Regions from separate parts of the Homo sapiens genome. Here region 1 is linked to region 2. Evidence: read pairs that join two places in POLR2A ChIA-PET (ENCODE). Cell type or tissue: PC-9. All regions are shown on one strand. Each heading gives the region's core, and the rest is flanking DNA. Links, peaks and the distances in the headings are about the cores only. Region 1 has its middle 28 kb from the start of FBLN2. Region 2 overlaps FBLN2 (fibulin 2).

Evidence for each region. Peaks named below come from ENCODE experiments on the same cell type or tissue, not always from the same donor. Only the 100,000 strongest peaks of a DNase experiment are listed, where the experiment ranks them.
Region 1: POLR2A ChIA-PET joins it to region 2 with 5 read pairs; 4 of 35 experiments call an interaction of 5 or more read pairs at or near these places.

Annotation. Positions count from the first base shown.
Region 1 is chr3:13,513,470-13,529,412 of GRCh38, reverse strand. No RefSeq gene overlaps it. Among named protein-coding and RNA genes, the nearest start is that of FBLN2, 28 kb to the left of the region's middle. RefSeq lists enhancers at 2,911-3,514, 10,252-11,141, 12,515-13,443. In PC-9, for the core only: no CTCF peak of the experiment used is centred there; a DNase peak (open chromatin) is centred at 4,832.
Region 2 is chr3:13,573,660-13,589,602 of GRCh38, reverse strand. All of the region lies in intron 2 of FBLN2 (fibulin 2), which reads right to left. Among named protein-coding and RNA genes, the nearest start is that of FBLN2, 33 kb to the right of the region's middle. RefSeq lists enhancers at 11,265-12,018, 12,019-12,772. In PC-9, for the core only: no CTCF peak of the experiment used is centred there; DNase peaks (open chromatin) are centred at 8,782 and 9,182; H3K27ac peaks cover 1,983 bases.

The sequences.
Region 1 (15,943 bases), core at 4,379-12,378, 60 kb after region 2:
TGATGGGTTGAAAGAAGGAAGGATGGCTCAATGGAAGGAGGGCAGGAGGGATGGAGGGAAAAGGGTATGGATGGTTGGATGGACGGATGGATGGATGGATGGAGAAAGAGATGAATAGAGGAAGGAAGGGGAGGACAGAGGGAGATATAGAAGGATGGATGGATGCGGAAACAGAGAGACGGAGAGATAGGTGGAGGGATGGGATAAGAGGGATTTCCTTACCCCACTGTGTGGTGAGGCCCTTGGGGAGGCAATGAGGTCTTCATCTGACCCAGGGGTCCTCCTTGGAGCACAGAGGTGGCTGCACAGCAGGAGCTGCGTGGAGTGAGGAGTAGCTGGAGCAGGGGTGAGCTGGAAGTGTCATTGGGAGTGGAGAGAGTAGCCTAAGTGATGGTGGTGACCAGCCTAGGGAGGGGCTGGGGTCCAGGGAGGAGTGGCCAGGGCATCAAGGATGAAAAGACGGGGGTCATGGGGACTGGAGCTGTGCTTGGGGGTTCTAACAGAGAGAGGGGAAGGGAACATGTGGGATTTAGGGAAATGTCCAGATATCGGTGGAAAAAGCCAGAGGATAAGGCAAAACCTTGGGGACAGGAGAGTGAAGCCAGCCAGGAAGGAAGCCAAGAGAAAGGGGTGGGGACGGAGTAAAGGGGTGGGGAGGGGGGAAAGGGGTGGGGAAGCCCAGGAGAAGCCCAGGCCACAAGGGGCTGCAGAGAGGGCATTCAGTCAGAGTTCCTTCCCTTCCCTTAGGCCTCCTCTTCCATCCAGTTCTGCCCTTGTGGTCAAACAAAAGATTGCAGAGAAAGGATGAAGGAGGTGAGGCATGGGCAGAATAGCTGTTATTTGCAGCTCCAGGGCGGCCGGGCTGTCTGCCAGCAGAAGCAGCCAAGGGTCTTGTTAACAGAGATGCGACGTCAGAAGCAGCCAAGGGTCCTGTTAACAGAGATGCGACGTGCAGAAGGTGGGAGTGGGGTGGCTCCTGGCAGACTCCTCCACCCTGGCCTGTTGTGGCACTCCAGCCTCTGTTTGGCCCTCTTTCCCACCCCTACTTCAGCTGTGCCTTCAGCACCCCCTCCCCGGCCCTGCCTTGCCTCCCCGCCCAGACCTGGGGTTCAGAGTGACCTTCTGCCTGGCATACCTCAGGGTCTTGCACCCCATCCGGGTTCTCTCTGTGGTTACTCTGGCCCAGTGGCAGACATAGCACATCGGACACTCAGAGCAGGTCACTTTTACAGTTATTCTTGGTAGTAATCACAAAATGAAAACATTGTATGGATGAACTAAAATGTGCACTAGCCAAGCAAAACCATTTCACTCTGTTTGCATTTGTTTCACTGTTTTAAATGTTAAACTCGAATAAAAACTCCATGTGGGCACAGAGAAAGAACTGAAATAACTCAATTTTTGTTTCTTTGTTTTTCTTTCTTTCTTTTTTTTTTTTTTTTAGAGCGGGTTTTGCTCTTTTTGCCCAGGCTGGAATGCAGTGGCTCGATCTCGGCTCACCGCAACCTCTGCCTCCCAGGTTCAAGCGATTCTCCTGCCTCACACTCCCGAGTAGTTGCAGGTATGTGCCACCACACCTGGCTAATTTTGTATTTTCAGTAGAGACGGGGTTTCCCCATGTTGGTCAGGCTGGTCTCAAACTCCCGACCTCAGGTGATTTACCCGCCTCGGCCTCCCGAAGTGCTGGGATTACAGGCATGAGCCACCAGGCTCAGCCATGTTTCTTTTTCTAATCACTGCACAGTCACTGATTATTTCAAACCCACTTCCTAAATGCAAGAGTAGGTAGCTGCACCAGGAACTAGAGACACAAGTTTATATTAAGCTGCTCAAATGATCCTAAATCACCACAAACAGACTCTCCAAACACATGCTTGTCATTGAATGGGCATGTTTCGGGGCTGACTGCATAACTGAGTTCTCCATGCTTATTAAAACAAAAGTCGGCCGGGCGCAGGCTCACGCCTGTAATCCCAGCATTCTGGGAGGCTGAGGTGGGAGGATCACCTGCGATCAGAAGTTCGAGACCAGCCTGACCAACATGGAGAAACCCCGTCTCTACTAAAAATACAAAATTAGCCAGGCATGGTGGAGCATGCCTATAATTCCAGCTACTTGGGAGGCTGAGGCAGGAGAATTGCTTGAACCCAGGAGGCGGAGATTGCGGTGAGCCAAGATGGTGCCATTGCACTCCAGCCTGGGTGACAAGAGTGAAACTCCATCTCAAAAAAAAAAAAAAAAGTCACCAGAATATGCTAATGTGAGCATACATACATGTTAGTAAAACTTAACAGTATCTACAGCAATTGTTTAGCACAAGGAGCAATATTCTATCATTCACCTTTTTTTAGATTTTTCAGAGCATGGTGATAATAAAAAGCAGCCTGGCTTTTGGCCGGGTTCATTACTGATTCACATCAGGTGCAGCCAATGCACCCCTTACTGGCTGTCCCAGGACAGACGGTTCCTGCCTCTCACCTTAGCCTGCCACACCCCTAGCACTTCATTAGCTGTGAGGAAGGGTCCTGCCTGACGCCCCCAGGCCTAACCCTCTGACCTAACCCACAGATCCTATGGCTGGAAACTGTTGCATATACCCTGGCCCCCACCTGGAGACACCAGACCACCTCGGTCCTCACCCTGACTATGTCCCGCCTGGGCAATCACCACCCCTGGTCTAAGTAGTGGCAGGGTTGACCCGAGGAGGAGGTCTCTGGGGATGAGGACATTTCTGGCTCTGCCCTGTGACCCCAGAGGGACACTCGTCAGGGTCCCTCTCACTTTCCCAGCCCAGATGGCTGTAAGTCCACCCATCGCAGATGTGCCGCAGCAGCCAAGCCCCACACCAGCAGGGACGCCGTGCCCGGCAGGCAGCCTGGGTCAGCCCGTGCCTGCCCACCAGACTGGTGACCCTAATCCTGTGTGCAGACAGGGCCAGCCCGAAACCCTCCCTTGCACAAAAGGCCTTTGTTCTGCTGCCCTTCCTCCCTGTCCCCCATGGCTGCCTTTTCTTCAGCCAGGGAGGAAGGAAGCTCCCTGCCGAGCACACCACCTCCAGGCCCGGTGCCAGCCGTCCCTTCCCATCCTCATCCCTGTCCTCAGCTGAGAAGAAACTAGAAAGGCCAGGCGTGGGCTTTGTGTCAAGCCTGAGAGGGTTTGCTCCTGATGCCACGCACTAGCTTCCCAAGTCTGGGCTTGTTCCTGCCTCTCTGCAAGCCCACTTCTTGGACATAGAGGTGTCCTCCTTCCTGGAACAGATTTGAGCGCAACAGGAGACCACATCTCCCTCCCTCCTTGCTGTGTCTCCGGCTCCTCAAGCCCCATCCAGACTCCAGGCCCTGACCCTCACCAAGCCCCGAACCAGAGCCCTCCTCCCCGTGTGGCTGGCCCCGATGACACAGGCCCTGATCACGCGGAACACTCTGAATTCTTACCCAATTTATTTTTCTTCCCAACCAGCAGTTCTCAAATATGTTGCTCTCAGGATCCCTTTAGTAGGATCACCGGGTTTACTACATAAATAACAGTACAGAATGCCCAGTTCAATTTGAATTGCAAATAAATAACAAATAATTTTTTTAGAACAACTACTTCCCAAATATTGCACAGGACACACTTCCATTGTATCTGGCAAGCCTATTTTCCATACTCTTAAAAATTATCAAGGACTTCAAAGAGCTGTAGTTCATGTGAGTTATGAAAACTGATATTTACTGTATTCAAAACTAAGACAGATGAATTATTAGAATATTTATCAAAGTATAAGAGAATCTTTTTAAAAGAAATAATACATGTTCACATAAAGCATTTTTATGAAAAAGCTACATTTTTCAAAACAAAGAAATCAGTGGGAAAAGTGGTGTTGTTTTGCACTTTTGCAAATCCTTTTAATGTCTGACTTAATTGAAGACAGCTGGATTTTCATAGCTGTTTCTTCATTCAGTTCGTTGCGATATGTGGTTTTCATTGAACTATGTGAACAAAATCTGGCCTTGCACAGATATGCAGTTAGAAAAGGGAGGAGCATTTTAATAGACTTTTCAGATCTTTGTGAATATTTTTCTTTGCTATAACACCAAAACTCAACGAGTGTTAATTTCTTAAACTTTATTCATGATGCAGAATTTGGAACCATATGAAGAGCTTTTCATACTTGGTTACACGAAAATCCATCTGTCTTTTTTTTTTTGTTTGGAGACCAGGTCTCACTCTGTCACCCGGGTAGGAATGCAGTGGCGCAATCTCAGCTCACTGCAACCTCTGCCTCCCAGGCTCAAGAGATTCTCCTGCCTCAACCTCCCGAGTAGCTGGGATTACAGGCGCGTGCCACTCCCGCCAGCTAATTTTTGAGTTTTTAGTAGAGATGGGATTTCACCATGTTGGCCAGGCTGGTCTTGAAATCCTGACCTCAAATGATCCACCTGCCTTGGCCTCCCAAAAGTGCTGGGATTACAGGCATGAGCCACTGCACCTGGAGTTTTGTTTTGTTTTTTAAGATTGAGTCTCACTCTGTCACCCAGGCTGGAGTGCAACGGTGCGATCTCGGCTTACTGCAGCCCCCACCTCCTGGGTGCAAGAGATTATTGTGCCTCAGCCTCCCAAATAGCTGGGACTATAGGCACACACCATCATGCCTGGCTAATTTTTGTATTTTTAGTAGAGATGGGATTTCAACATGTTGGCCAGGCTGGTCTTGAACCCCTGACCTCAAATGATCCACCTGCCTGGGCCTCCCAAGGTGCTGGGATTACAGGAGTGAGCCACCTCGCCCAGCCTGTCTATCTTGTTCTTTGAATGGCTTTTTTTTTTTTTTACCTTCACACATATTGTAACAACATGGGTTGATCATTTAAAGAATATTGGTTCACTCACCTTCCAAATGTTGACATATCTTATTATTCAATAAGTAAACATCACAGTTTGCTGATATCCCTGCCAATCTCATCAGAAAAGTCTGTAAGTATTGGCTCCTGGTGCTGGTACAAGTTTTTGTTTGTTTTTTTGTTTTGACACAAGGTCTCGCTCTGTCACCCAGGCTAGAGTGCAGTGGCCCAATCACAGCTCACTGCAGGCATGCACGCCAACATGCCCAGCTAATTTTTATATTTTTAGTAGAGATGGGGTCTTGTTATGTTGCCCAGTCTGGTCTCAAACTCCTGGGCTCAGGCAATCCTCCCAAAGTGCTGGGATTACAGGTGTGAGCCACCATACCTGGCCAGTTTTCTAACATTCTAATTTTCACTTGAAAGCTGGAATCTTTTCACTGGCAACAATTCCTGTCAGTTGTTTTCCTTGAAGCGACAGCTCATTTTGATCATTTTCAAGAAAATATCTGCCACGATACCAAGTCTGAATAACCATAGCTTGCCATTTTTATGAAACCCTTGGGTTCTATATAAACGTGGCTATTTGGGCTGACAACTCAAACATCTCACGTGTGCCTTTTTTCTGAGAACCATCACACTTGGGCTTGCTTTATGTGCACTTCCCACTTTGTCACGAAGAATATTCAGAAGATGTGCACTCAAGGGTCAGGCTCAACACCACTGCTAGTCTGTGCGCTTAGCAAGGATGTGACCCAGGTGTGCTGGTGAAGACTATAGGGGCCACCAACAGGTGCACCACGGCCCCGACTGTGCTTTTCTCCTCATCTTCTGCATCATTCGAGCAAATGTCAGTGAAGGAAAGGGGCTAATGATATCTTAGGATCATTATGAAAACCATTTGACCCTGTGGATCTTCTAAGAGAGCCTTGGGATTCCTGGGGGTCTGCGGACCACACTTCGGGAACCTCTGTGTTGCATGGATTTATTTGTGCCTCTGCCACTGGACTGTTGGCCCCACGAAGGTCAGGGTCTTTGTCCCCCATTTTCTGCTGTGGCCCAGCCCCTTGAACAGTTGCCTGCCTCTCCTTAGAACACAGAATGGACAATCAGGGCTTCTCCTCCCTGCCCAGAGAGACCCACGGTCATGAGTTTTGGTGTCTATGCTTCCAGGTATTTTTCAAGGGGTTTCCATGCATGGTTACTCCTCCAGGAAATAAATGACATTAATGCAAGACATACTTGCTGAGTGCTGACCATGCACACAGGGGCCCCAGCAGGCAATAAGGCGCACAGATCTCTGCTGGCCTGGGGCTGACCACTGTGTGGGGAGACCACCAGCAGGCCCATCAGTAAGCCAACACGCAGAAGGTCAGCTGGTGGCACGGGAAGCAGGGGGAAGCTGGGCGGGGCTGGCACGAGGGGAGGGTAAATATGAGGCACATCAGGCAAGGCCTCCCTGAGAAGGTGATAGGTAAGCAAAGAACTGCATAAAATGAGAGAGCAAATCATGTGGATACTTACTGAAAGAACAGCAAGTGCAAAGGCCCTGAGGCGGGAACACGCTAGCTCCCTGTCCTGGCCAACGACACCTGGGATACATTCCACACTCCAGAGACATTTCCAAGCATTGGCCATGTGCCCGGTGCTGCCTGAGACCCTCATGGGGCTCATTCCAGGGGGAGGAGAAAGGCAATAAAAACAAATAGGTAAACAAACACATCTGTGTCCAGAAGTGGCAAGTGAAAAAAAAAATACAATGGGGAAAAAGAAGAGGGAGTAGCAGGATGGCTGTTTTTAAAACAGGGCCCAGGGGAGGCTTCTCTGAGGAGGGGACATAAGGAAGAGGTGGGGGAGCTCTGCTGGCTTCATTCCCATTTCACAGATGGGGAAACTGAGCTTCCAGAGCTCACCAGCCTGCCCAAAGGCACACAGCTGTGCAGGACAGAGTCAGGAGAGGACCCAAGTCTCTCAGGTACTACCGATAGATACCTGCTGTCTCATGGCAGCAGGGCCCCAACTCAGGGTGAAATCTGCCAGAGCTTGGCAGGGCCTCCCTGCACAGCCCAACAAGGATAACATCGACAATAACAGTAAGAGCTGTGGCAGCCCGGACTGCTTCCCCCTCCGAATCCTCACAAGCGCCCTGTGAGAGAAGTGCTAGTATTATCCCCACTTTACAGATGAGGAGACTGAGGCTCAGGGAGGGTGTCTCACACCTAGGACCACAGGCACACTGACTCCAAGACCATAATTTTTATTTTCACAATTTCCAATACAAAACACCTTATAGTTGAATACTGGCATACTCACATTAACACATAAAGTACATATCTTTTTAAAGACCTCTTTATTCATATATAACTCACATATCATATAATTCACCCATTTAAAGTGTATAATATGGTTCGGCTGTGTACCCACCCAAATCTCATCTTGAATTGTAGCTCCCATAATTCTCATGTGTGGTGGGAGGGATCTGGTGGGAGGTAATTGAATCATGAAGGGTGGGCTTTCCCATGCTGTTCTCTCGATAGTGAATGAGTCTCACAAGATCTGATGGTTTTATAAAGAAGAGTTCCCCTGCACAAGCTCTCTCTTGCCTGCCGCCATGTAAGATGTGACTTTGCTCCTCCTTTGCCTTCCACCATGATTGTGAGGCCTCCTTAGCCATGCAGAACTGTGAGTCCATTAAACCTCTTTCCTGTATAAATTACCCAGTCTTGGGTATGTCTTTATTAGCAGCATGAGAACAGACAAATACAATGAACAACTCAGTAGTTTTTAGAATATTTGAAGGATTATACAATCATCATCACAATCAATTTTAGGACACTTCCATCACCCCAACAAAAAAATCTCACGTCCACTAGCACTCATTCCCCATTCACCACTCCCCGCCCTAGCAACTGCTGATCTAGCTTCTGTCTCTATGGATTTCCCATTCTGGACATTGGAGACAAATCGAAGCATACACTCTGTGGGCTTAAATGGAAGCATACACTCTGTGGGCTTTTGTGTCTGGCTGCTTTCACTCAGCATGATGTTTCCAGGGTTCATCCACGTGGTCGGGCTCATCAGTCCTTCATTCCTTTTTATGGCTGAATAATATTCCACTGGGTGCAGACACCACATTTTACTCATCCATTCATCAGCTGATGCACATTTGGGTTGTTTCTGCCTCTTGGCTCACATTTATGTGACACAAAATTGTAAACCAGATTGCCACATCTACACCCATACGGGCAGATCACTTCCGTATAATTAATGTATTCATGGAGAAAACAGTCAAGAACCAAGGCCTGAGTGGAAGGGTTCATGCCACAATGGGCAGGTGTATGCTGCTCTCCAGGGTCTGCGCTGTATGTTTTTATTTCAGAAAGTTTCTAGCAGAAGTAGAGAGCGTAGTAAAATGACCTCCCTTCTCAGGAACCCCCAGGTTCCCTGCCCGGGACAGCTGCTCTTCCCAGCAGCTCACACACTGGCCCCTCTGGGAGTGGGGCTTCTGGCCTGAGAGTCCAGTGTCCCGTGGGGCTGTCAGGAAGGGATGCTGGTACCAAGCAGTCACCCAGAGTTCCTGGCTACACTGCCAGCCTCTCCCTGGGCCTAGCAGGGTCATCTCTGGATTGATACCTGCCTTGTGGGGCTGAAGGGGTGGAAAGGCCTTTGGGGGCAGGGACATGCAGGTGGGGTGGGGGCCCCCTGAGGTAGCTCAGCACTGTCTCACCCCAGCAGCACCTGGGCGCCCAGGGCAAGCGCCCTTCCTCCCCTCAGCCTTCTCTGCCCCCTGCCTTGGAGTCCCTTCCATCCAGCAAGTTCCAAGAACAGCCTGGAAAGAGCAGGAGCGGGGAGACAGAGGCCTAGGGAGTGTTGGGACTTGTCAGGGCCACACAGCATGTGCAGGGCAGGGACTCCGTCCTTCTCCATGGGCCTCAGTGTCCCAGTGTAGGCGATCCAGGTGGTCTTCCTCATGACAGAAAGGAGGACACACTGCAGCGGGGCTGGCTGTCATTTGCAAACCGCCTTGTGGTTCCTCCCTCCCATTTCACAGATGAGGAAACTGAGGGTCGGGAAGGAGGTGGGTTTCATTTGGCATCACACAGGGAGGCCAAAACAGAAAAGCCTTCAGGCCCAGGATCTCTATTCTTCCCTGGAGATGGGACTGAGGTTTCCTGAGGACAGAAGTTCCAACGGAAGGCAAGGAGGGGAAAACACTATGTTGATGTTGCTGTTTTGTTCTTTCACTTTTCCCTTGTTAGCCCTACTCTGTGCCAGGCCTTGGGAGAGGGTTTAGCCAAGTTCATGCTGGTGTTTTCCTCACAACAGCTGTGGGAGGAGGGAGGCTCCACCCCATTTTACAGATAGGGAAACTGAGACTCAGAGAGAAAAGGTAACTGGCTCAAGACTAACAACAAGCAAGTAGCAGAGCCAGGGAGGGGCCCAGGTCAGGGGCTGGGGAAGACCAAAACAAGATGAGGCCTGAAGTGGGGAGAAGGCATCCAAAATACCAAAGCTCTTCCCTGTCCTCAGTCTCCCAGGCTTCTAGCCATGGCCACCCACCACTTCTGGAAGGGGCCTGCTCTCTCGTGCCCCTGGGCTTTTGTACATGCTGTTCCTTCTGCTTAGAATGCTTAGCTCAAACGTCTCTTCCTCCAGGAAGCCCTCTTGGGCTGGAATAGCTCCTCAGGCCGAAAGCCCCTGAGCTTTCAGAGCACTGAGTTTGCTGGGCTGCTCAAGGGTGGGCTAGAAGCTCTGGGTCCAGACACTTGGAGGCTCTGCAGCCAGTGGACCTCTCTAGGAGGAAGAGAAGCTGATGGCTTGATTCTTGTCGGAGCTAGAGGACTTGCAAGCTAGCATGGAGCTCCACCCACGCTCTCCATGTTCCTGCAGCTGAGACAGGGGCTGCGGCGCTCTGAGGTCCATTGGGGTCGCTGTGGGTGCCCAGCTCCCTGGCCCCGCCCCAGCCCCAGCAGTCTCTCCAATGCTCAGGCTGCAAATGGGTGGGGACTCCTTGGGGACCTCATCCCACCTCCTGACGGGGGACCAAAGAGGGAAAGGGCCCCCAATCTCAGCCTGGCTGCCTCTTGGGAGAGGAGATGGAGGAGAATGGGGGCAGAACTCCCGCAGTGCTGGGAGAGGCCTGCCAGGCAGCCAGGGAGGCAGGAGCGGCAAAGATGGGGTTTCGGGGTAGGGGCAGTGCAGTCTCAGCCTAATCCTGTGGGTATCGGGCGGCAGCATCAGCACCACTGCAGGAAGGCCTTCCCAACAGACGCACACACACCATTGTCCCACTCCCCAGACTCTCCGTGTTTATTTCCCTCTTGTCCTCATTAGAATGTCTTCCAAACAGTCCAGCCCTGTGTGTCATAGGACCTGGGGGCAGGACTTCCAGTAATGCTGGGGCCAGGGTATCAGAGGAGGGAAGGATACCCGGCCTCGCCCACCCCCAGAGGTCTGGAGTCATTGGGGAGGGAAGAGGGGACTCTGGAGACAAAGTCAGCCGAAGCACTGTCACCAAGCTTCCCCCAACCCAGGAAGCCGCCCCTCCAGGGTCAGCCTCGGGGAAGGGAAGGACCAGCCCTGAGGACAACTCAGGGCTGAGTGTGCGACACCCAAGGCACAGTGAACCCAGAGTCCTGGTCTGCGAGGCCCACGGGCTGGGGCCTGCCTGGGTCTCGCCAGCCCTCCCAAGGCCTTGGCCCCAGGCCCTGATGCCTGGTCCCAGCTCCCAGGCCCTAGACTCTGCCAACCCTGGCAAGATGCCCTCCCTCCCCTCAGCAGGCGCCGCCTTCCTCCCCTAGCCCAGGAATTGCCCCATGTGTCCAGCCACACGAGGAGCTCCCGGAGCTGGCTTTGTCCCAAGCATCCTTCCAAGCAGAACATATCTGCTCCCGCCTGCAGGCTTCCCCGGGCCTCCTGCCACCAACCCTTGGGGGGGCAGCCACAACATTTGTGCTGAGCCCAGGCCGACAGTCCCTGGCACTGCCTCTGCAGGCGGGTGCCCACTCTTCACCTCGTGCCCGAGAGACCTTGGTAGAACGCTGGCCGAGCCTCCACCCTGCACTTTCTCCTCCCCACCGTCTGGCCTACATTCCTGGGATGGACCCAAGTTCCCATAGGCAGAGAATCCATCCCTGGGCTGGCATCGTTTGGGAAAAGCATCAAGGACTTGCCTGGAGGTATCCAAGGACTCCGAAGCAAGTGCCAGAGCAAACCCCACCCGTGCCTGCTTCCTTCCTCGGGCCCTCTGGATGGATAAGGGGAGGTGGAGGAAGACAGAGGCACAGAGGTCAGACTGCAGACCAAGCCTTTGGTGTACATGACAGCCAAGCTTTACCTCTACGGCATTGTGTTGGTGGCATTACTGTCCCGCTTTATAGAAGAAATGGAGAAAAAGAGAGAAAGGACCTGCCCAAGGTCACACAGCCAGGAAGTGGCACAGGCAGGATTGAACCCAGGACCCATTTTCAATGCCCCTGAAACCAGCCTGCCATGCTTGGGGCCTGAGCCTCACTTGAGCGGGCATGGGAAAGATGGCAGCCTCCTTCCCATCAGTGGGTAGGGCTGGAGGTCGATGGTCTTGGACCCTGGATTCACAAGGACCTTGGAGCCCAAGTCTCCACGCAGTAGCTGCCTCCTCCTGGATCAAGTTTATTAGGCCCTATAACTGGGCTCCTGCCTCAGTTTCCCTTGCTGCCTAGAAGGCTGGGTCCTGCTGCTCCTCCTGGGTCCAGGAGACAGTTCCTGTGTGGCTGTCCTGACCAAGGTTACAGATCCCTCACCTTCCTTCTAAGGTGGCTCCTGGTGCTCACTAAGCACATGTGAGCACCCTGGCCCCGGACCCCACCATGTGCCTCCTGTCCTTTTTCCTGGGCCTTGAGTTGGAAGGGCAGCAGGGACAGAGGGCTCCGCCCCCGGTTTCTCAGTAGAGGTAAAAGATGGAGGCCGACAGAGGGTCAGGGCCTGCCTCAGGCCACCCAGTGCACAACCTGGGTCAGCCAGGGACTGTCCCAGGCCTGGGAGCTGCAGAAGCCGAGGGGAGGGTGGGGCTGCCGGGGGCTGGGGCTGATGACTGCTCTATCTTCCAAACAACAGCAGCAAGGGATGGCAGCCAGGCTGTCGGGACAGCCTGTTCCCATAGCGGGGCCCAGGGGAACCTAGCCTGACCACACCTCGGCTATGCCGGGCCTGACATCTGTGCAGCTGCATCGGGTGACCCAGGCTGGCCCTGTCCCTGCTCAGTTCCTCCGAGGGCTGCAGCATGGCAGTAGCCCAGGGCCCGCGGGTCCACCATTTCCGCGGCTGATGGGGCTGGGGGTCCTCCCCGAGGTCAGGGGACCCATCCCCTGCCTCTGGGGGCACCTGCCAGGCTGGTGGAAGAAAGAAGGGGAGAGAAAGCTGAGGAAGCAAGGGAGGGAGCTGCCACCCACTCCGCTTCTACTTCCTGCAGCTTCTGTGAGGGGCTGTCACCTCCGGAGGCTTGCTGTGGGTGCACATGGTACGCAGAGACAGTGGACGTGGCTGGCCCACACCAGGCAGCTGTGTGCGGCAGAACCCTCGCATCCAGCCTAGAGTGCCTATAGCAAGGGCTGCCATCAAGACCACTTGCTTCTGGGCATGGTTCTGAGTGCTTTACATGAGCTGACGCATTTATTCCTCACAGCAACCCCAAGAGGCAGCTACTAATATTATCCCCATTTTATGGATGAAGTAAATGAGACTGGGGCGGTTAAGTCATTCACCTAAGGTCAAAGGAAAGTGGGCCCTGACCAGTGCCGTCCAGTTTATCCCAGTACCGGTACCCCTGTGGATGGAAAGGGTGAAGCCTGTTCCTCCCACGCCCACTGATGTCTCCTCCAACACCGCCCCCCGCCTCCCCCGCCTGGCCTGGCTGCCAGCAACTCCTTGGACGCTCCAGGTGGAAAAACAATTGTGGGGCTGGCTCGGGTGGCTGGAGCAGCCGGGAGCTCCAGGCTTGGTGTCCCACCTATGCCAAGCCGCCAGAGCAGGGTGGGGGATGGGAGCACTTGCTCAGGAGCAGGGTGGGGATTCAGAGGAGACGCTGGGGCCCACCAGGGATGGCAGAAGCAGGCCTCTACCCCGGCCTGGCCAAAGTCGGCTCTGGGCCTGCTCCCCACAGTCAGAAGGGCAGGGGGAGCCCCCCAGCAGGCACCAGCCAACTTCCCTCCCGACTGGAGCAAATGACTGAGTCTTTACCAAGCGCCTACTAAGCACCGCAGGCCCTGTTCCGGGGGTCGAGTCAGGGACAGACCCAATCCTGCCCCTTTACTGCCTGGCAGGAAGAACAGGCAAGGAAACACACAGTCTCAAGAATGCTTGCTTGTTTCAACTCCCTGGGGATCTCAGTTTGAGCTGAGGAAACTGGGGCTCTGGGAGACGAAGTGAATCGCCCAAGCACTCAGCAAGGCCGAGCTGAGATTCTGAGCCCTCGTGCCTGGGCTCTGAACTCACCCAGATCCCACCTTGGTGCCAGCTGCTTCTCATTGAGCACCTACTGTGTGCTGGGTCATTCCCAGGCCCGCCCGACCCTCCCAATGGCCCCCCAGGTGGGTATGGCCATTGCCATTTTAGAGAAGCGGTAGCCGAGGCTCCGAGTCGGGGAACCACTTGCTGAGAGTCACCTTGCTGGAAAGGGACCCCACCCCAGAGTGTCTGACCCCAGAGCCCACAGCCTCCCCCAGACTTTTTCTGGAAACTCCTGGCATTTAGGGGAGTGAGAAAGAGCTGTCCTGAGCAGGTCAGAGTGGTGTCAGGGATGCTGCCAGTGGGGCCACCTCCTACACTGGGGACAGCTGGGGGCTGGACCTTGGCTGACACTATCCTTTTACAATGATACGTTATTCATCTAGCTTAAGCCACACAGATGAGAACTCTCTAGATAATTTTGGTCTTTCCTTTTAGACAACAACACAGTTATAATTTAACTATTTTAAGAGGACATGAAGTCTACACAATGTCTTCTCTGCGTTAATTACCATGGTGAACCATTTTCAGGCCACAGACCAGTACAGTGAAGGTCTTGGTGCTCAGTGAGATAGGGAACGTTACTTGCACCTACACAAATGGCCCCAAACTGATATTTTGTTGTTATTCTTGTTCTTATGTCTGCATTTAACGGTTGTTCTGTCTCTCTCTTATTGTTGAGCTGTTATTTCTAAAAGCGCTAAGGGTTTGCTCTGGAAAGTAGAAAATAAGCTTGATGCATCTTGTGAGTGTCTGAGTTATCAATGGTTCTGCTGTGAGCAGAACTTAACAACAAAGGGAATTCACCAAAATAATAAATTACACCAAGTACTTATCGAGCTAGAGAAGCTCTGGGGACTCAAGGATTAAAATCAGGGTCTTGATTATGGCATGGTCACTAGCCTTTGCAGCAATTGTTTGCAAATTAGAAAAAGGCTCCACTTCTTCAAAATACTTTACTAGTGCCTACTAGAAAATTATTTTAATCAATACACAAATCTACTGTGATTACCGTGTAACAGCAGCCTCGAGAGTTGTGCAGTGCACAACCTGTGCAGATGCTCATGGCAGCCCTATCTTGACATCACCAGAATTCCCTCTTTTCCATCATGTTTTTTCTTTTTCTCCCTTCGTTTTACTATTTCATACCTCAGACAGGCTTTCTGTTTGTGGTGGGAAATATGGCTTCTCTAAAACTTGATAACTCAGAAGATAAAGTCCTTCCTCTTCCACTCAAAATGTAAAAGTAATGTAAGGACTCTTGAGTCACATGATATCTCTAAACCATCCCTATGATCAGGGAAATGGAAAGTGTATCAGCCAGGCTGATATCAGTAAGGTTATGCTGCAGAAACAAACCACCCTTAAGCATCAGGAGCTTAAACAATCAAGGTTTATTTATCGCTCACACTGGATGTCAGCCCTGGTTTGACTGGGAGACCTGAGTCATCTGGGATTTCAGGGACCCAGACTGTCGGGGGCTACAGCTTGAAATGTGCTCCCTCCATCGCTGTGGCAAAGGGGTTGTGGAGAATCGCACACTGGCTCTTAAAGCTTCCACTTGGAGGGCACACAAGCCACTGAGCTCATGGTTCATAAAACAAGTACATGCCACGTCTAGCCATGCAGGGGATGGAGGTGCAGGCCTGCCCAGCCTGGAAGAAGCCTGGTCTAGGGTTATCTGAGCTTGAATCACACACTTACACAGCCCCTGGAATCATAGCCTAGGTGGGCAGGGCACTGTGACTGTTCCAGCCTGGGACTGGGGAGAGGGAGCTCTTCAAGGAAGCAAGAAGGATGTCACCTGGCCCCAGGCAACCATGTAGGGCAGCTGCCAAGACTCAGCCAGCCTGGAGCGGCCACACCCAGCCTCTGGGCACTGCGGCCAGAGGAACCCGAAAAACCCAAAGGGACAAGAACTCCAGGGAAGAAACACACTCCGGCCCCGCAAAAAGCATGGGAGCAGCTGGACCTGAAGACATCTCTTCTGCCCGCAAGAGAGGCTTCAGATGTGCAGCCCTGGATGTGTTCACACCCTCTGGAGGCAGCCATGGGTGGGCAGAAGCGCCGGGTGAGTAAGGACCAATCATCCACATCCCCTGGTGTGGCTGAGACCTTCCTAAACTCCTGTACCACACTTTCCAGCCCGGTTTTACAGAGCAGGCTACTGGGGCTTGGATGGGTCAAGGGACCTACTTAAGTTCACAGAGCCAGCTGGGAAACCTGCATGTACCAAACACCTACCACACACCAGGCTGCATTCCATTCTCAGGAGTTCCCATCCCCAGGACACAGGAGAGAAAACGCAGAGGCCGGGCACATCGCAGTCAGGCGGGCCCACCCCCGAAGCATCTGCCCTCCCCACATCACTCTCTAGGTAATGGGGTTGGGAGGGACCCTTTGGGATTGGGGAGCCAAGGGGAAAGAGCAGCAGTCCTTTTTTAAAGGACGATGAGTGTGACACGTGACCAAGGAACTCGTGCACCAAGTGGGCGTCTGCCGGCTCGTGTTTAAGGCACATTCCTGAGCTCCAAAAGGAGAAATAAAACTGTTCCCTTGTCTGTGAGCTGAAGAGGCAGCAATATTGTGGGGTAACTAGGACCAGATGGGCTCCAGGAATTTCCAAAGGCCTTTTA
Region 2 (15,943 bases), core at 4,495-12,494:
TCCCAAATGAGAGAGAGCACTGGACAATGATGAGGCTGAGGCCCTTCTTCACTGAGCCCCCTTCCCCCTCAAATAGCCCCACTGAAAGTCTGTCCCAGCTGCTTAGTGTGGACTGGGGTTCCAGGTGGAACCCTGGGATGTTAGTGAGCTGTGGCTGGGAGAGTCACAGTTACCAAAGGGGGCTTGATGGTGGGCTTCAACAACATGGGTGGGAGGGGCTGTGAGACCCCATAGTATTTGACTTCCAGCTGCTCCTTAGAAAGCTCTGGAAAGTGGTATGTTCGCAGTCAGAGGACCCATGGACAAGCCTCACCCTTCCACAGCCTTCCAGGGAGCCAGTGATGTGTGCGACTGTCATCCGCATTTTCATGGGTTATTTTTGTTGCGATGTCTAGGGGCCAACTCTATGCAAAAGAGAGAAAAGTATCTTGCACAACTCTGGCCTGCCCTGATTCAGGAGAAGCACAGAAATTCTTGACAAGTTTAACTCTGTTTAAAAAGAATGTGTGGAACTTGCAAGGCACTAAAAGTGTGCACTGTCCCTTCTCAGAAAGAACTATGAATTCTCTCTTTCATTATTATTTAAGGAACTGCTATTACCTAAGAGACTATACTTCTGCTCAAACTGAAGTTTGATGTAATTCTGATTCTTAGAATGATGTTTTGTGTTACTTATAGATGAATCTTATAAATGATTTAATTCTGTTGCTTTTTCTTTCTCGCTTAATTTCCAGCCCATCATACGTACAGTTTAATAAGAGATATTTAACTACATAGCAATTTTGGTGTTCCCACACCAGTATTTACTATGAGAAACGTAAACATACCTTTTTAGAAACATAAATAATGATTGATAAAAAATCAAAGTAAAAATATCACATAATATAAACTGGATCTTTTTTTCTCTTAGAAGTAAACAGGCAGTGGGGCACCAGCACTGTCCAGCGTGGTCTTCTGCAAAGCCTCGGGTGATCCGTGCTGGCCGGGGAGGCGTTGACTCAGAAGTCCTGCCTGGAGAAGAGGCAGCAGGTACCCTGGGAGCAGCCACCAGCCGTGCTCTGCCAGAGCAAAGCCAAGGTGGTCTGGGACCTGGAGCTCAGGGTTCCCAATGAGAAGCCACAGGGCCAGGCTGGGGCCCTTCCAGAACCAAACGCCCCGTGCCTCCGCCTGGCAGCTTTCCATTTCCCTTCACCCCACACAATCATGCGTCACTTAACGAAGGGGTCACGTTCTGAGAAATGCGTGGTTAGGTGGTGTCGTCATCGTGTGAGGACATAAGAGTGTCCTTACCCACACCTAAGTGTCATAGACTACTACACACCTGGGCTGCATGATATAGCCTTGCTCCTAGGCGACACACCTGTCCAGAACATGACTGTACTGAGTACTACAGGCAACTGGAACACAATGGTAAGTATTTGTGAATCTAAACAAAGCTAGACACAGAAAAGGCACAGTAAGAGTATGATATAAAAGATAAAAAGTGGTTCGCCTGTATAGGGCCTGCAGGCCCAGAAAATCTGAGACAGGTCTCAGTTAATTCAGAAAGTATTTTGCCAAGGTTGAGGATACATGCCCAAGACACAACCTCAGGAAGTCCTGACCACTTGTGCCCAAGGTGGTTGGAGTGCAGCTTGGTTTTGTACATTTTAGGGAGGCAGGAGACATCAATCAAGCACATTTAAGAAACACATTAGTTTGGTCCAGAAAGGCAGGACAACTCAAAGCAAGATTGGGGGGTGCCTCCAGGCCACAGGTAAATTTAAACATTTTGTGGTTGACAATTGGTTGAGTTTGTCTAAAGACCTGGGATCAATAGAAAGGAATGATGTTTGGGTTGGGATAAGAGGTTGTGCATGGTGTAGTTTTATCATGCAGATGAAGCTTTTAGCTAGGCTGTAAAATGTTTCTTATCAGACTTAAAGTCTGTGCTGAAGTTAATGTGAGAGATATAATGAGGCCTCTCTGACCCCCACTTCCCTTCATGGCCTGAACCAGTCTTTCAAGTTAAATTTTAAGAGCGCCTGCTGAGAAGGAAGTCCAGTTAGATGGTTGGTGGCGGGGGGCCTTAGAATTTTATTTTTGGTTTACAGGGCCCTTACCATGCATGGAGCTTGCAGACTGGATGCTGCCGTGGGTGACTCAATGAGTGAGTGGTGAGTGCATTTGAAGACCTAGGGCACTACTGTGCACTACTGCAGATTTTAGAAACACTGGACACTTCAGCTACACTAAATTTAGTTTAAAATATTTTTCTTTCTTCAATAATAAATTCCTCTTAGCTTACTGTAATGTTTTTACTTTATAAATTTTAATTTTTTACCCTTTTGTAATAACGCTTACCTTAAAACATAAATGCCCTCATTGTACAGCTATAGAAAAATATTTCTTTATATCCTTACTCTATATGTGTTTTTATTATTTTTTTAATTATTTATTTATTTTTTTTTTTTTTTTTGAGACGGAGTCTCGCTGTGTCACCCCGGCTGGAATGCAGTGGCCCAATCTGGGCTCACTACAAACTCCGCCTCTCGGGCTCAAGCGATTCTCCTACCTCAGCCTCCTGAGTAGCTAGGATTACAGCCCTGCGCCACTGTGACCGGCTAATTTTTGTATTTTTAGTAGAGATGGGGTTTTACCATGTGGGCCAAGCTGGTCTCAAACTCCTGACCTCAGGTGATCCGCCCTCAGCCTCCCAAAGTGCTGGGATTACAGGCATAAGCCACCGCACCCAGCCTATTTTCAATTTTTTTTTTTTAACTTTTAAATCTTTTTTCTTAAAAACTAAGACATAGGCCGGGTGAGGTGGCTCCATCCCATAATCCCAGCACTTTGGGAGGCTGAGACAGGCGGATTGCCTGAGCTCAGGAGTTAGCAACCAGCCTGGGCAACATGGTAAAATCCGTCTCTACTAAAATACAAAAAAAAAAAAAAAAAATTAGCTGGGCATGGCACCATGCGCCTGTAGTCCCAGCTACTCAGGAGGCTGAGGCAAGAGAATTGCTTGAACCCCAGGGGTGGAGGTTGCAGTGAGCCAAGATCACGCCACTGCACTCCAGCCTGGGTGACAGAGCAAGACTCCATTTCAATAAAAAAAAAAAAAAAAACAACTAAGACATACGCCAGGCGTGGTGGCTCATGCCTGTAATCCCAACCCTTTGAGAGGCCTAGGCAGGCGGATCACGAGGTCAGGAGTTCACGACCAGCCTGACCAACATGGTGTAACCCCGTCTCTACTAAAAATACAAAAATTAGCCTGGCGTGGTGGCGGGCACCTGTAATCCCAGCTACTCAGGAGGCTGAAGCAGGAGAATAGCTTGAACCCAGGAGGCAGAGGTTGCAGTGAGCTGAGATCACGCCACTGCACTCCAGCCTAGGGGACAGAGCGAGAATCCATCTCAAAAAAAAGAAAAAAGAAAAAAAGAAACTAAGACATAAACACACACACTAGCCTAGGCCTACACAGGGTCAGGATCATCAATATTACCGCCTTCCACCTCCACATCTTATCCCGCTGGGACGTCTTAAGGGGCAGTAACATGCAGGGAGCTGTCATCTCCTATGATAGCAATGCCTTCTCCTGGATACCTCCCAAAGGACCTGCCAGAGGCTGTTTTATAGTTAACTATTTTTCAAATAAGTAGAAAGCCAAATAACACACTAGCGCACAGTAGTGCCCTAGGCCTACCAAAATAACAACAAAAACATAGTAAATACATAAACTGGTAACACAGACATTCATTATCAAGTATGATGCACTGTAACTAACTACACGTGCTAGGCTTTTTGTTTTGTTTTGTTTTGCTTTTTTGAGACAGAGTTTCACTCTTGTTGCCCAGGCTGGAGTGCAATGGTGCGATCTTGGCTCATTGCAACCTCCGCCTCCTGGGTTCAAGCGATTCTCCTGCCTTGGCCTCCCAAAGTGCTGGGATTACAGGCATAAGCCACCACGCCCAGCCCATGTGCTAGGCTTTTGTATTACTGGCAGTGCGGTAGGTTTGCTTATACCAGCATCACCACAAACACGAGTAATGGCTACGCTGTCACTAGGCAAAAGGCATTTTTCAGCTCCTTCAGCTTCACCATAATCGTATGGGACCATCACATATAGAGTATATCATTGATGGAAATGTCATTATGCAGCGCTTGACTGTACCACCAGGCCCGCCTTCCTAGAACTTGACCAGGCACTGATTGATCTGATTCCCCCATGCACACCCCCCACTAAAATACATCCTTCCTCTGTCTAGTTGCTCCTGCAGAATAACTGGCCACTCTGCACACTCAAAGTGAAGCAATCAGCACTGATCAAAGGTGCCTAGGAGAGGTCAGGGTAACACGCTCACCAGCCTCACGCCAAGCAGGAAACACTTCTATCCTGATGGCCACGGCTGGTGGGGGGTGTGAGGCACAAAGCCAGGAAGCCAGAGAGCTCCACTCAAAGCCCAGCCATGCCCCCACCAGCCAAGCAACCTCTGGCAAGACCCTTGGCCTCCCTGCTCCTGCATCCAGGCTCCAGGGGCCACACGGTGACAGATGAGGAATTGTGAGGTCGTCCTCCATCACTCACCCACCACCAACCCAGCCCCAACTGCCAGGTGGGCCAGCTTGGTGGGGAAGGGACAGAAGCACAGCCATTCTCTGATCAGCTTCCACCTCTAGCTTAGACCTGTGCCCTGAGCTCCATGCTCAAGTTCCCACCGCCAACATGGCATCTCTACCTGGGCATCTGAGCTCACTCTAACTCCTCCCGTGTGAGCATGTGAGGAGCACACAGAGATGAGCTTGAGGCTGCTCATCTCACGCCCATGCCTGTGTGGTGGCATTGCGGACAGTCCCTGATTCCCAACCACCATACCCGCACGGCCATCCTCCCCAAAGCCTACTGCCCACTCCCTATCTGCCCTAGACCCACCTTCCACCCGTCAGCCCTGCTCTTTCTTGAGGGAGGCTGGCCTGGAGGGTGGCATCCTGGGGTCCCCATACAGGCACAGTTGCCTCTACCTATGGCCACGGCTACTCCCTGGAGCCTCGGCTCTCACCAGTCTCCCCTGCAGGCCAGGGGTGGAGCTCCCACTGTTGCTGGTCCAGGTACTGCACAGTAACCTGCAGGTCCCTGCCCTCAGCCCTCCATGTAGCCTCACCATGACACTGATCCCACCAGCTCTGACTCAGCTGGGATGGGAGGTCTGGGCAGAGAGAGCCTGGGTTGGAGTCAGGGCTCCTGGGCCCCCATCCTCTGCACCTGCAGAGCTCTCAGCCAGCTCCTCACCCAGCACTGGACCTCTGTGTCATCCTAGTGGTGTCAGGAGGGGTGGCAGAGGGAGAGTCCAAGCTATGGCAGCAAGCAGGTGCCTGTAGTGTACTTTGTGGGTGCTTTAAAAATATGTGAACGAATTGCTAATATTTACAAATTGGGAGCTGTCATATGAAGTTCCAGATCCCAGGCTTCTTGTAGAAAATCCAAAATCTTGGACCATGCCAGGCCTCCACGGCCCCAGGGCAACAGCAGGAGCGACTGCCCTTGTGTTCTAGGTACAGTCTCTGGTCCCCACGGCCCCCACTTTCCAACAAGCTGTTTCACTCCCAGACTTCTAGTGCTGCTTCTCCATTGCATGCATTCTAAAGGCCAGCTGGCCACAGTCGCTGGAGTTAACAGCAGGGACCCTCATCCCTAAGGGTCTTCACCTTTGTGGTTCCTGCTGAATCTCTGGCACCCAAAAGGTGAGGGGGGCAGGCTAGAGGACGGGGCTGGAAGCAGGAGAGAAAGCCTCTCACTCCCTCTCTCCCTACTCCTCCACCCCCAGGTTCTGGGCCCTCTGTGCCAGGCAGGCTTGCCTACCTGCTAATCCCACCTTTATATATGGGGTCTATCACTGACCAAAACGTCCTTATGTGGCCCTTGACTATACTTGGAACCACAGTCCCACCAGGTCCACCGGCCTAGACCTTGACCAGGAAGGTACCAGGGAGAGGCCTGAGGGGTTGGGGCAGGGGGGCGAGTGCAGAGCCTGAGGCCTGCCAGCTTGCCCTGGGCTCAGCTTTGCCCCTTGAGGGCCAGCCATCCAGACAGTCCTGAAGCCTCAGTCTGCCCACAACAGGGAAATGCCTGCTCACACTGGGCAGCCAGGCAAACTCAGGGAGTCAGCAGGCAGGAGGTGGAAGTGCCCGGTGCAGGGGGCCAAGTCAGGGGTTGGCAAACGTCTACTTCACTGGTTTCAGGAACCATGGACAATTCACTTAACCTGCCTGGGCCTCAGTCACCTCGTCTACAAAATGGACATAATGATGACATCCCCTCACGGGGTCACGACACATAATGGACTGATACGCGTCCAGTGATTAACACAGTGCCTGGCACATAATAAATGCTCCACTGATGCAGGGTGACCTGTGAGGGTGGCAAAGAGGGCCCCGCATGCAGACTCAGTAGAGGAGGGTGCCCCTCCCCTTGTCTGTGGGAAGCCAGCCTTGCAGCCAGGCAGTATGGCTGAAGGAGGGGTCTCGCAGCTCGCGCGTTTGCTGACGCAGTTGGCAGGGGCCGAAACAAGAGTGCAGCATGGGAGGGAGACAGCCAGTGAGGAACACGCTGCTGCACATCTGGAGGCAGCTGGAGTGGCAAACATAGCAGCGGAACGGCCCCTGCCCAACCCTGCCAGGCCTGGCTCCTCTGCTCTTTTGCCAGAGGGGACAACTTCTGGCCACCAGAAGATACACATCTACATCTGTTTGAAGAAACAAGAACACAAAGCCCTCTTCTCATCCCTCCCCCGCCACCCCAGTTCCTGCAGAACCTCTGGCAGGATGAGGCAAGCAGCCCGTGGCCCGGAGCAGCACTCTGTGCTGGCTGCCGTTAGCCCGCCTGCTCCTCTCAGTAATCCTGAGACTAACAGGACCGCCCCATTGTACAGATGCAGAAACTGAGGCTCAGAGAGGGTGAGTCGCTTGCCTGAGGTCACACAGCCACGAGCGGCAGAGGCAGGAATTCACTCTCTGAGGGCCAAAGCAGGCTCAATCTCACTGCAACTTGGCCCCAAGCCCACTTTCCCAGCATGGAGGCCGAGGAGTGGACAAGGGGGTGGAGGTCCCACCAGAGCCCCAGCCCACACAATTCTGATCTCAACCAGAAGCTTCACCTCAAAGCCCCGGATGCTGCAGGCCAGAGGTCCTAGAGGCCCACAGCCTGGCCTAGCCTCGAGGAGGTGCTGGCAGGTAGAGGATGCCGACATTGCCCGCAGGGAAACTCGCAGCACAGATCCTGAACTCCAGCTCACTGAGGCCCCCAGGATTCTGGAAGGCTCAGGAGGCCAAGGACTCCTAGGCATGGTTCAGCCTCAGGAAAGCCGCATCTGCTGCCTTGGCCTGGGTGCGTGAACAGGATGCAGCCCAGGGCTCGAAGGCCGCCACCCTCTCAGCAGGGCCTCAGGACTTGGAACCACAGCATCCGGGACGCCAGCCATGAGTGGAGCTCTGCTCTGTGGCAGGCCTCCCCTGCACCTGGTGTCCACTGCAGGCTTTCTTCCCATTGAGAACACAGCTCTGGGAGGAAGCCAACAGTAAGCCCCTTTTACAGATGAGAAATCTTGAGGCCCAGGACAGTTAAGCAATTTGCCTGAGGTCACACAGCTAGTGAAGGGTCGAGCCAGCCTCTAACCTGGGGAGCCCTGTGCCAGGACCCAAGCAGAAAACACAGAGATGCCTTTTATGTCAACAGATCTGGGTTCAGAGCTGGGCTCAACACTTCCTCGCCCTAGGCCATGGCCAGGCACAGGTTGACACCACGGTGGGAAGGGACTCGTAATCCCTTTGCTGTAGGGTCACTATGGGAACTAAATGAGAGGAGGCACGTGAAGCACTGGCACGGGGTCTGGGGCTTGGTGGTCAGGCACGGGGGCACCCACTGAACTGACCGCCTGCATTCTCCCCCTCCTTAATCCCCACCATGGCAGCAGGACTCTGCAGTGACTCTCGTGGCCAGGAGCCTTGACCCTGGGCTGGCCTCTTGACTGGCTGCCAACACAATGTGGCAAAAGCAGCGGCCCTGCTAGTTCGGAGCCCAGGTGCAAGAGTCTGTGGGTGTTGAGGTTTACGGCACGCATACTACCTCAGCCTCCACGTCTGATTGGCCACCTAACTTAGATGATAAATTCCTGCTGTCTTTCCTCTACTTCAGCCCAGAGAGCTCCTTCCCCAAACCCACACCTGACCTCCAGGCCAGCAGGATTCCAAAATAACACCTCCGTCCAGGAAAGGACTTTGCATTGGTTTGTTTCAAATCTCAGGCCTGCTTGCTTTAAAGTGCCCAACCACTACCGGACTTTCATGTTCCCCATCCTGGACCCCAGTGAAAGCCAGTGCCCCAGGCCCACACCTCCCCCCCACCCCCCACCTGCCGCCCCTGACTTCCCCGCGTGTGTGTGGCCCCCAGGTGCACCACGTATCCCCCAGGAAGTAATAAAATCTCAATCTCCATCTCAAGTCTATCTTAATCATTGAAGGAGTGCTCTCCATCTTCAAGATCCTAAATTAAACACCTGTGTGTTTCTAATCTTTCTCTTGGACCTCTGTTTCCACAATGAGAACACGCCAGAGCTAACCAGCTGGAGACCACGTGGCACAGACATGAGCCATCCTGGCTGAGGCCATCCCGGACCAGCTGAGCTGCCAGGTGACCACAGACACACGTTCAGGCCCAGCAGGTGTCAGCCACGCCTGGCCAGGTTAGCAGGACTGCCCAACTGGCCCGTGGACTTGGGAGCAATAATAAATGTGCACTGTGTGCGCTACGGAGGAGCTGTGGTTGCCTCACTTGCATTCCTGTGACAATGGGTAATTTATACATGGCCGAGGTGTGTCCAAGGAGGAAAGACTAACATTGGTTTAGCGAGAATGGCAGGAAGGCCACCCCACAGCAGTGTTGGTGGGAGTGTGACCAGTGAGACTCACTGGGGAACCATCAGACGAGGTGGGTGGAGAGCTACGCACACACAAACTAAAACCACCAGGAGAGGCTGCTCCCCACCTCTCAGACTGGCAAAGTCCAGAACCTGCTTAATTTCCTCTTTAGCACTTTCACCATCTAACGTGCCAGATTTCAGATGTTCATTTTGTTGACTGTGTGAATCCCCACCCCACGACTGGCAGCTCCAGTCTTGTCTGTTTTGCTCACCCTGTCTCCCCGGCTCCTGCAATGGTGAGAGAGGCACTCAATAAATATTTGTCGCATGAATAGAACGAGGAAAGAGACATTCTCATGACTGCAGGTGTAAGTAAAATCCAGTACACCCTCCAGGGCGAACAAGTGAACAACGTCTACCAGGGCTATAAAAATACGTCCATATAAAAAAAAATTACATCCATATCTCCTAGAGCTGAGCCAGCCAGCACCTCTCAACTGAAATGCACAGGCATAAGGACCAGAAGCCTGGCAGAGAAAGCTCATGGCCTCCACTGGAAACAACCCCAATGCCCCCAGCCGGGGAACAACAAGCTAGGCAGGGTCGATCCCTGCAACGGAACACTATGCAACAATCAAAAAGACCCCCTCCCGATACACGCAATGGCACGGTCATTCATTTATAAAAGTTTAAGAGCAGGAAAACTAACCTCTGCCATTAGAAGTCAAGAGAGGTGGTTTCCTAGGAGGGGCACAAAGGAGGCTTCCTAGGGCCGGCTCTTGTCTCATGAGCTGAGGGTCAGCTTCACAGGTGTGTTCACTTGGGAAAATTCATTTGAGTTGTGTGCTTCTGACAGGTTCTAGTGGTTATGTGTCAATGAACAGCGTACAAAGAAAAAAAGCACAGACACATCGACCTCACAATTCCACACTGGGGCATGGTGTAGAGATGCTCACAGCAGCATCGCTTTTTAAGAGCAAAAGACTGGAACCAACCTGAATATCCATCAGTAAGGGAACCGGTAAATCAAAGATGGGGTTTGCATGCTGTGGGGCACCACGGCCATCAAACACAGAAAGGGGACTTTCCATGCAGTGACAGGGAAAAGCTCCAAGATCCATTGTTATTTGAAAAAGGCATAGAACAGAACGCTGTGCGTCCTATGTTAGTGCTTGTGAAAATACGTGCACGCACCTACATGCTTGTAGTTGCACTGACCAGTGGTTCTCAAGTGTGGTCCTGGCCCTATAGGGTCTCCAAGACCCTTTCAGGGATCCATAAGGTCAAAATTATGTTTGTCATAACATTAGGACATTGGTTGCCTTCTTCATACACTCTCCCCCAGTGCAGTGTATAGTGGACTTCTCTGGAGACTACATGACAGTGTGATGATGTCATCACTTTGAGGCTAATGGGATGTGTGCTTGCGTATTCTAGAAGTTTCTAGAGCAATCTCATGAACACATGCTCAGCATCATTAGTCATCAGGGAATTGCAATCTAAACCACGATGAGATGCTATTTCATACACACTAGGATGGCTATAACAACTGGTGAGGATGTGAAGAAACTGGAACCCTTGTGCACTGCCGGTGGGAATGTAAAATGGTGCAGTCGCTCTGGAAAACAGTCTGATAGTTCTCTTTTTTTTGAGACGGAGTTTCACTCTTGCTGCCCAGGCTGGAGTGCAAAGGCGTGATCGTGGCTCACCACAACCTCCGCCTCCTAGGTTCAAGCGATTCTCCTGCCTCAACCTCCCAAGCAGCTGGGATTATAGGCATGCACCACCACACCCGGCTAATTTTTTTATTTTTAGTAGAAACGGGGTTTCTCCATGTTGGTCAGGCTGGTCTTGAACTCCCGACCTCAGGAGATCTGTCTGCCTCAGCCTCCCAAAGTGCTGGGATTACAGGCGTGAGCCACCACACCCGGCCTCAGGCTGGTAGTTCTTCTAAGGGTTAAACACAGAGTTACCATGTGGCCCAGCAATGCCACTCCTAGATATGTTCCCAAGATGAATGAAAACATGTGTCCATATAATAAACTTACACATGAATATATATAGCTGCATTACTCATAATACTGAAAAGCTGGAAGAATAATGTCCATCAACAGATGAACAGATTTTTGAAATGTGGTATATTCATACAACATTATTCAACCATGAAAAGGAATTAATGACACATGCTACCACATGAAATGGACCCTGAAAACATCGTGCTAAGTGAAAGAGTCACACACTAGAAACCACATAGTGCATGATTCCCAGAGAGTCCAGGGATATCCAGAATATGCAAATCCATAGACTCAGAAGGAAGATTCCTGGCTACCGGGGACTGGGAGAAAGAGGGAATGGAAAGTGACTGCTACAGATGTGGGTGTCTTTCTGGAGTGATGACAATGCTCTGAGATTAGATTCTGGGGATGTCTGCACAACTCCAAATCTACTAAAACCCACTAGATTCTGCTCCCTCAAAGTGGGGACTTTATGACATGCAAATAATATCTCAATAAAGTGGTTTTATTTGCATAAACTAACAGAGTTAGTTTTTAAAATTAAAGAAACCCACCGCAGGCCTAGCCTTGGCCCCAGACCCTCAAGATGGGTTGGGTCCGGCTGTGAAATGCACGCATTTTGCCCAGGCAGGCAAACACAGGGAGCACCCAGCTACCAGCCACCCAGACCCACTTGTACCTCTAGGTCCCCCATGGGAACCACAAGCCCTCCTCCTCCACTGGGAGACTGGGGCCCCCTGCTACAGCCCCAAGATGACAGTTTTCTCTTCCATGAAATGGGATGTCCATGCAGAGTATCTCCAGGTTGCCACAGGGTGAAACTTGCTGTTTCTGACAGATGCCCCTGAGCAGAGGGCCTGAACCCAGCTGCCCCCGGGCTGGTGGCAATGAGACCTGGGGAGCTGGCCTGGAGGGGACTGCAGCAAATGCAGGGCACCTGTCCAGCCACGGAGCTCTGTGGACCTGGGGCAGCCACCTGCTCCCATTCTCTCCAGCAGAGCCTCTATGCACAGCTGTGCTCTGGGTCTCTGTACTGACAACAGAGAGGATGTGTTCCCTTTTGGGAGCTCCTTGTGAGGGCCCTGTACCAACTCTGCCACTCCTCCTAGCCAGGGATCCTGTTAACACATAAGTTGGCCAGTGTCACCCCTTTGTTCAACACCCTGCTGTAGCTCTCACCTCAGAGTAGAAGCCAAAGTCCTCATGGTGGCCACAGGCCCTGGACAGCCTGCCCCAGTGACCTCCCAGATCTCCTATCCCCCTCCCTCTCCCCCACTTATCTCGGCTCCACTGGCCTCCTGTCCAGGCACCTTCCTGCCCTGGGGCCTTTGCACTCGCCGCTCCCTCTTTCAGGTGCACGCGTGGCTCGCTCCTCCCCTTTCAGCTCTCTGCTCGGGTCACCGCCCCAGGGAGGACTCCCCTGTCCATCCACCCTTCCTCTCACTGTGCTTTTTTTTTTTTTTTTTTTGAGACGGAGTCTGGCTCTGTCACCCAGGCTGGAGTGCGGTGGCGCAATCTCGGCTCACTGCAACCTCTGCCTCCCGGGTTCAAGCGATTCTCCTGCCTCAGCCTCCTGAGTAGCTGGGATTACAGGTGCCTACCACCACACCCAGCTAATTTTTGTATTTTTAGTAGAGACAGGGGTTTCACCATGTTGGCCAGGATGGTCTTGAACTCCTGACCTCAGGTGATCCATCCACCCACCTCGGCCTCCCAAAGTGCTGGGATTACAGGTGTGAGCCACCTCACCTTGCTTTAATTTCTCTTAGCAATACCTGACATTACAGCAGATAATTCCCATGGACTTGTTTACTGTTTTCTTCCCCAACAGAATGTCAGCACTGTGAGGTGAGGGTGGGGACCATACCTCTCATATTCTCTGCAGAGCCCAAGGGCCTCTAGCAGGGCCTGCACACAGTTGGAGCGCTATAAATACTGGGTGGATAAATGAGTGAACCCGGGGGGGGGGGATCCCCCTGACCACCCCTTCTCTCAGTAATTCCTCCTCACCCTAGTTCTCCTGCCATCCTGAGCATTCCGACCTCTCTCCCCTCTGTTCCAAGCATTTGCTTACACTGTTCCTGGCCAGCTCAGATAGCACCTCCCCTGGGAAGCCTTCCTGAATCTTTGTGCCTTCACTCATCCCCCTCCCCCAGCTCCAGCTCTACTTTCTTCCTGTCTCCCTTCTGAGGTTTCTAGAGATCTGTCCCCACAGTTGGATGCCTGTGTCTTGTTCAATCCCATATCATTTACTCTACAGCCTTCATCAGGTGTCAGCTCTGAGCATGTCCTGGCATCCCTGGGAAGGCAGAGATGAACCAGTATGGACTTGGTTCACAGACTGGGGGCTGTGAGGAAGAGAGGCCTGTGTGATATCTGGGAAGGCTTCCTGAAGGAGGGGGCATGAGGGGCTCTGCAGTGTCAGCAGTGTTCCCATCTACTCATTCTGCTGCCCATAGCTGTGGCCTTGGGCAAGGCTCTTAACCAGCTTGGATCCTGTTTTCCCATCTCCCAAGTCCTCCCACAGCACTTGCTGGGCATGGACCATGTGCAAAGCCCATGCACATGCAATGAGGGTGAAACTGGGGTCTCTGTGGGTTCCTCCAGGCCTACCGGCTGCCACCCCTGCCAACTCTGCTTCCAGCCTGCTTACGGTGGGCAGGGCACAGAACTCGCCCTTGCCGAGCACCTCCTGGGTGCCCGGCTCTTGTTTCTGTGATATGATCCTCCCAACAAGCTGGGGAGGTAGGCTCCATCTCCCTATTCTCAGCAGAGCACAGTCCAAGAGGTGTGGCTAGCAGCACCAGGTCACAGGCGGGACCTGGTGGTGGGAGGTGGTGGGCTGGGATGGGGGAGGAGCGGAACATGCATGTTGTGGGTGGAGTGTGTAATGAAGTGCACGTGTGCCAGGGAGGGCATGCAGCCAGGCTCAGAAGCGTGGTGCATGCAGTGCAGCTTCCAGGGTTTCTGAAATAGAAGCAGCCCCACCCCTGGCCCCCAGTCCTGCCTCTTGATGCCCGAGGCCTCTCTGTGGTCTGGGCTGTGGGATCCTAGAGAGCAGCTTTGTTATCAGGAGCCCCAGTTTTCCCCTCTGCCCTGAGCTTTCTCAAATAGATTTTTTAGGTGTGGGCTTTGATGAGGACTGCTGGCTGTTAGGCCCCCAACTGAGTCCCCCTTATCTTGTCTGACGGCTGATCTGGCAGGGGACCCAGCAAACGCAAAGGCCCAGAGACCAGAGTTAGGGCAGGGACAGGCAGCTGCAGCGTTTGGTGTGCAGGGAATGGAAGGTTTAAGGACCCAGGGGTAGAGGATGAATTCAAAGGGGACCCAGAAGCTCAGGCCTGGCCAGATAAACATCCACAGCCGCACCCCAACTCTCACCCTTCTGCCCACCCATGGCCCACTTGTCATCACGAATTCATGGGCTCTGGCTCAACCCACAGAATCTGAGCATGCGGCTTATGGTTTTGTGCCTCAGTTTTTCCACCTGTAAGCAGCAGGGAAGTCCCTGCATCATGGGGCTGCTTTGAGGATTAAATGAGCTAATTTGTGTCCAACACTCAGCTGAGGACTTGCTGAGCAATTAGAAATGCGACGATGATTAGTCACCGTCTGTCCTCAGCCCACCCGCTGATATCTTCAACAGATACTCACAGAGCACCCTCACTGAGCCAAGGCTGCGACAGTGAGCAAGGCAGACGCAACCTCGCCCTCGTTTAGAGTCTAATGGGGGAGGAGGGCGTTACAGGGATGTACACAGGCAGGTTTATCCCTGGTCACGGCCATGTGCACGCAGCATGGGAGGGGTGGGAGATGGAAGCCCAGCGGGTGGGGGATCGGGCTGCCCAACTGAGCCTCTTGGGGGAAGTGGGGTTTGGACCCTAGCGCCCCTGGCTGCTGTTGTTGGGGGAGGCCTTGGGGGATCTAGATGATGGAGCAGCCCTTGGTGAGGAGAAGCTGGGGAGGTGGCTTTGCCCTGCTCAGCCCTGGGCCCTGCAGAAAGGGAGGTAATGGGGCCAGAAGTGACCCCTCCAGCCGCGTTGCCATGGCAGCCCTGGGGCCTAGAGAAGGGGTTTCCAGCCAGTGCCCCAGGCCTGGCTGGGCTGGGGGTCCTGTCTTTGAGCTGGAGCCCTGCCAGGGATCCAGACTGCCTCGGCCAGGCCATCCCTGCCTCTGAGCATGTCCAGATGTGGCCTAATGGAAGCCACATGCCCGGCTCCCTGGGCTGGGAAGAAGGGGTCTGACGTCTGTTGTCACTCAAGGGGCTTCGTGAGGGCGGCTTTTCCCGCAGGGCTGGCACAATGGAGGGCCACACGGAGGAACCCTCGGGCAGGGCGGCCCTCAGGAGGTCGGAGGTTCCCAGAGCAGCTGGGGGCAGCCCCTGACCTGCAGAAGGCCTCTCAGCACAGCCTGTGGCCCCAGGAATGCATGGCAGGAAAGGGGCCCCTTCCTCAGGGCCTCACACACGCAGGTTCTGCAGGGCAGGAGTATCTGAATGCTGTGATGCTCTGGCTAACAGGGAAACCCTAAAACTCAAATGACTGCTGCTGTCCACTGCAGACGCCCCTCAACACGGTGACTCTGTTAGGCACCGTGCTCGGCGCTCTGTGATTGCTGAGCCGCGTAGTCCTCACAACAGCCCTCTTAGTTTACAGGAGTGGAGAGTGGGCTACAGGGAGCTCAGGCCACCGCCTGTGGACACAGGGGCAGAAAGTGGTGGAAGCAGGCTTCTCTTCTGCCTTCTTCAGCTCTTCAACCTCTCACAGTGGTTCCCTTTTTTTTTTTTTTTTTTTTTTGAGTTTCACTCTTGTCGCCCAGGCTGGAGTGCAATGGCACAATCTTGGCTCACTGCAACCTCTGCCTCCCAGGTGGTGATTCTCCTGCCTCAGCCGCCCAAGTAGCTGGGATTACGGGCGCCTGCCACCACGCCAGACTAATTTTGTATTTTTAGTAGATTTGAGGTTTCACCACGTTGGCCAGGCTGGTCTCGAACTCCTGACCTCTGGTGACCCACCCACCTTGGCCTCCCAA